Linked DNA regions of Homo sapiens: region 2 is linked to region 1. The links are chromatin contacts, found by Hi-C or POLR2A ChIA-PET in ENCODE. All regions are on one chromosome and are shown on one strand. The core of a region is the stretch at or near the end of the contact, and the rest is flanking DNA. Distances in the headings are between cores, read along the strand shown.

What was found. A loop is a pair of places that touch in the nucleus more often than their neighbours do. ChIA-PET counts read pairs that join two places held with the same protein, here RNA polymerase II (POLR2A). Pooled maps may share reads with other maps.
Region 2: a pooled map shows a loop between it and region 1 (5-fold over the local background). The contact joins the enhancer-like site here to the promoter of MNDA in region 1. A Hi-C loop is called at or near these places in 3 of 37 single-sample maps with no recorded cell type and 8 of 50 pooled maps. POLR2A ChIA-PET finds 5 or more read pairs at or near these places in 2 of 52 experiments (activated CD4-positive, alpha-beta memory T cell and activated naive CD4-positive, alpha-beta T cell).

What each region holds. Positions count from the first base shown.
Region 1 is chr1:158,829,944-158,832,643 of GRCh38, forward strand. MNDA (myeloid cell nuclear differentiation antigen) reads left to right here and starts at 1,408. Exons shown (of 7, transcript NM_002432.3): 1 at 1,408-1,614. It also overlaps a transcript of OR6N1 not described here.
Region 2 is chr1:158,950,897-158,953,596 of GRCh38, forward strand. All of the region lies in intron 7 of PYHIN1 (pyrin and HIN domain family member 1), which reads left to right. Among named protein-coding and RNA genes, the nearest start is that of PYHIN1, 21 kb to the left of the region's middle. RefSeq lists an enhancer at 1,769-2,700. Within about 2 kb of position 1,260, at least 3 of the 41 ENCODE cell types and tissues checked have a DNase peak (open chromatin) inside an H3K27ac peak, as active enhancers do.

The sequences.
Region 1 (2,700 bases), core at 158-2,657:
AAAACGATCAGATCTCATGAGACCCATTTACTATCATGAGAACAGCATGGGAAAGATCTGCCCCCATAATTCATTCATCTTCCACCAGGTCCCTTCCACAACACGTGGGAATTATGGGAGCTACAAGATGGGATTTGGGTGGGAACACAGAGCCAAACCATATCAGGGCAGAAAGCTGTCCTGAAACATGGTAACTCCTGTCGTGAGCTCTTTTGGTTCCCAAACACTGAAGTGGGGCACCTGATAAGGTTTCCTTGTGTTCCTCTTTACCCTTTACCTTAAGACCTGCTCGAAGCATCAGCATAAGAGAGAAACTGAAACAATGAACACCCACATGTGTTAGTGGCTGTCATTCTAGATCCTCTTGGTTTTTTCTGATTTACCCTGCTTTAGTGGGGTTTAGACAGTTTCCAAATCCAAACTTTAACTCTCTCTATGCTGCTGGTTTGGATTAAGACAATCAGCTTTATTCTTCTCTGTAGATGGCCTTGGATCATTTTCCCCTATTAGCTGTTTTGGGATCCTTTTCCAGTCATGACCACATTTTGCTTACAGATCAGCTAGTTGGTAACCACAGCACTGTCTGCTAACTGATACCATTCATTTGACAATTCAGAGTTATGATACTTTGTAGTGCACCCACTGTTCTTCACAGGAAAAAAAAATTGCAGTACAAAGGGTTTATCAGGCCCCCTATCATTCCAGAGTTTCAGTGCTGTTCCAGAATGTTCAAGGTTTCAGTCATGATATGAACCAACTATCCATAAATAATGCAAAAAGCATGAGTAATCATGAATTTAATAATCAAGGTAAGGCAGCTCAGTTATTATACTCAAGAGAGCAACTAGTATGAAACTCTTTCAAATTATTTGAATAAGGATTTACATATTCATAATGACTTTCTGCCTCTGTCAAGCTCCAGGTGTATCAGTTATTAATAACTGGGTGAATATGTAGGTACTATTTAAACAAAAACAATTTCACAGTAGACCCACCCCTATCCAAGAGATGAAGTCAAGTTCTGGTAGCAATAGACATCTCTACCAAGATCTCCTGCTCCTGCCACTCTGTGAACAGGAAAGGAGGGAGAAACTTTGGTGTTTTGCCTTTCCCAATTTATATTAAGATCCTTATTCAAGCGGCTACCGGTTTCTAATGACCTATATGTAAGTTAGCTTTATAAGAAAGTTCTGAGTTTGAAACTCCTTTCAGCAAGTATTTGTAAGTCAAAAAAGCGAAGAAGAGGCACCATTTACTGTCATTTCTCCTTGTGACTGAGATTACTTACTACAAAGAGGAACTGACCACTTTCTCTGACATCTGAAATAGAAAGCTACAAAGGCTGATAGGCGTGGCTTCAAAATTGTTTCATGATTACATAACTTCTTTCTAGTTAGGAATTAGGACAGTGTAAGAAGGCCATCTACAATCAAGATTGAGAGTGGCTCTAACAAGTGCCATTTTTCCTTGTTAGCTTTCATTTCTCAGCCCTTTACAAGATTAAAATAGTCTGCAGTTTAATCTCTCCAAAGCTTTACGGACAGTGATTCTGTCCTAAACAAGACAGTGACTCCAGGATTTCTGAAGACTATTGTGGAAGAAGCATCCATTAAGGTGAGATTTCTGGGAAGTTCTTTAGAGAAAGATCTAGGTATCTAGTTGGTAACCACACCATCTCAGTAGAGAATAATTGCCTGAGACCAGAAGTGTTGTTATCAATCATATTCAGAAAACTGAGAACTGAATGCTTTAACTGTCTAGGTAGCAAATGGATATCTTTTATTCTACCACAATTGGGGTATGAACCAAAAAAATGTATTTTGTCTACAGCAGGTTTTAAAAATTAATTCTTGGGTGTCTTTTGGCATAAATTGATATTTAGAGGAGATACTTGGTTTTCTTGGCTGGAGGATGACTTGGTGACTGGGTTTGGGCCTAAGTTAAAAGACAAGACAGTCAGATAAGAAAATTATTATGAAGTAATATTTAGTAAAAAATAAACCAGGATATAAATCTCTATTATATGATTTTATCTCTATTTTAAAAAGCATAGACATGTGCACACATTAATTTCTCAATTTTACAAGCATTTACTCAAAAATAATCTTTACATTTTCATGAATCAGTTTCATTTTATGCTTCATTTTACAACAAGTGTAAGAAGAAATAATTCTCTTTTTCAAATGGTCTATGCTTTACTCAGTCATAGATAACATTTTTTGTGGCAAGGTATAATGAAAAGACAGGGAGAATCAATTATATATTTCCTACTTTGGGATACATTTTGACTTTTTTATGGCTTTGTACATATGAATGTTTTCTAATTACTCCATGAGTACTTGAGAAGAGTTTATAAACGTTGGATTCCAAATTCTATTTAAGTAAGATAAAGTTTCTTAAGTAAGCTTGTTAATTATGTTTGAAAAATCTAAATCTAAATCTAAGCTATTTTTTACCTTGTTCTTTCAGTAACTGAGAGATGTGGTGAAATCTCCAACTCTAATAGTGATTTTGTTAATTTCTCATTGTAGTTCTTTTGATTTCTACCATATATTTTTACATAGAATATGTATATCTAAGTATATATGTTATGTGTGTGTTTAGAGAGAAGAAAAAACTTCTATATGCTACTTTATAAAGTAATAACAGATTATATTTATAATATAATTTAAATTATTATATCTTTTTCCAAGTTGCATA
Region 2 (2,700 bases), core at 10-2,509, 120 kb after region 1:
TTTGTGGGCTGTCCCATAAGTGCAAAAGTTAATGACATCTCCAGTGGATTTTCCAGGAAGAACGTGTGCACTAATTAGATGAGTGTTAGTATCAACGGATACATGTACATATCTTAGTTTTCCAAATTCAGGGATGTGTGTAACATCTGTTTGCCATAACTGATTAGGTTCTAGTCCTCTAGGGTTAACACCTGTTGAAGGAGGAGATGTGCCTGTGAGCTCGAAATCTGGGCATTGTAGGATAATTTGTTTAGCCAGTCTCTGGGTAAGTTGAATTTGCTTAGATAAGTTTCTCCAATTTTGGTGGAAAAATTGATGCCATTAGGTGGCTTTGTCAAGCAGTGATGTCATAACCTGAATGTCTGCTTGTTCATTGCCATAAGCCAATGGGCCAGGCAGTGAGCTGTGGGCTGGAATGTGTGTAATAAAAATAGGATGTGTACGTTGATCTAGCAATTGCTGAAGTCAGAGAAAAACAGCATACAGGGCGGGCTCCAGAGTGGACTTAATTAGAGCTGTCTCAAGGTTCTGCAATAAATAGAGTAAGCAGAATCGCTAACTATATTGATGGGCTGAGTGGAAAAAGTTTCCAAGGACAATATCAGAGCCCCAATCTCAGCTCTCTAAGTGCTAGTAAACCCAGATCGAGTGATTGAATTACGTGGTCTCCACCAGACTAGCGCTTTTCCATGTTTACCCAAACCATCAGTAAACAGTGTTAAAGCATTAGGTGTGTGGGGAGTGAACTACTTTTGTAGTTAAAACATTTACTAGACTTTTTGGGAATGATGAAAATGGGTGAATCTCAAGGACTATTAAGAGAGTATCATCCATAAAATGAATAACCTTGCAATCAGGAATTTTTTTTTCTACTGGGGAGCAAAGTTTGCTCTTAATTGCTCCTTAACTAACTCATGGGCCTTTTGTGATTTTTCTCCCTTTAGAGGTTACCGTTTTACTTAAATTGGATTTGGAGAGAGTCACGTTAGGGGTAAGAGAGAGATAACAGTGGCCATTATTAGAAAGAAGTTTTTTAAATTTTAAATTTTTTCTTAAATCTTAGCATAGAATTATAATCTGGGATGTCGCTTGTATACAAGGAGCACATGAAATTTTGCTGTGGTCCGCCTGCGGAGCTGGAGAGCTAAGCAGGTGGGCCCCAGGGTGGTGGCTGCGTTGCGCTTGCCTAGGCGCCGCTTTTGCCTGTGTCGGTTTTTTTTTTTTTTTTTTTTCCTGTGCCGCTCCCTCCCGCTGCCTGTTGGGTGGACCTTTCTGCAAGTGCCTCCTGCCCCTCCCCAGCAGTCTAGCTCCTGCAGCTGGGCCTGGCTTCCTGTCGCAGCAGCTGTGCAGGCTGAGTTCCTAGGAGCATTAGCTGGCTGCGGATTTGTGAGCTTCCCCGCTGCCGAGCCTTTCTTTCTACCTACTGCTTGCTTGGCCGCACAACTCTGGCCTCTGATGCTTTTCAAAATCTTTTTATAAGCGTTAAAAAAAAAAAATGGGTTTATGATTGCCTCGTTGATCTTGCATTACTGGGCAGGTGAACGGCTCCCCTTTTAATGCCGCTTAAGACAGGGTTCCATACCTAGAGCATATCCCATTTTTTTTCCCATCTATTGGAGGAGGGAGCTCAGGCAAAACCTCCATTCATCTTTGTTATTTTGGCTTGGTGATATTGGGGCTGAGGGAAGAGGAAGTGGTAAGGCAGGTGATGGTTCCTCCTCCTTCCCCTTTTTAGGCTCTTCTGGTTGCAATGAACCAGAGCCGCTCTAACTAAAGCCCATAGCGTTAGGGCTGTTACTGGGACCCATTGCCCTTGAGCATAATGTTGTTTAAGATTTCTCCCAGAGGGAGGAGCCAAGATGGCCGAACAGGAATAGCTCCCGTATACAGCTCCCAGCGTAAGCGACGCAGAAGATGGGTGATTTCTGCATTTCCATCTGAGGTACCGAGTTCATCTCACTAGGGAGTGCCAGACAGTGGGCGCAGGTCAGTGGGTGCACGCACCATGCGCGAGCCGAAGTAGGGTGAGGCATTGCCTCACTTGGGAAGCACAAGGGTCAGGGAGTTCCCTTTCCGAGTCAAAGAAAGGGGTGATCGACGCACCTGGAAAATCGGGTCACTCCCACCCGAATATTGCGCTTTTCGGACCGGCTTAAAAAATGGCGCACCAGGAGATTATATCCTGCACCTGGCTCCGAGGGTCCTACGCCCACGGGTCTCGCTGATTGCTAGCACAGCAGTCTGAGATCAAACTGCAAGGCAGCAGTGAGGCTGGGGGAGGGGCGCCCGCCATTGCCCAGGCTTATTAGGTAAACAAAGCAGCCAGGAAGCTCGAACTGGGTGGAGCCCACCACAGATCAAGGAGGCCTGCCTGCCTCTGTAGACTCCACCTCTGGGGGCAGGGCACAGACAAACAAAAAGACAGCAGTAAACTCTGCAGACTTAAATGTCCCTGTCTGACAGCTTTGAAGAGAGCAGTGGTTCTCCCAGCACGCAGCTGGAGATCTGAGAACGGGCAGACTGCCTCCTCAAGGGGGTCCCTGACCCCTGACCCCCGAGCAGCCTAACTGGGAGGCACCCCCCAGCAGGGGCACACTGACACCTCACACGGCAGGGTACTCCAACAGACCTGCAGCTGAGGGTCCTGTCTGTTAGAAGGAAAACTAACAAACAGAAAGGACATCCACACCAAAAACCCTT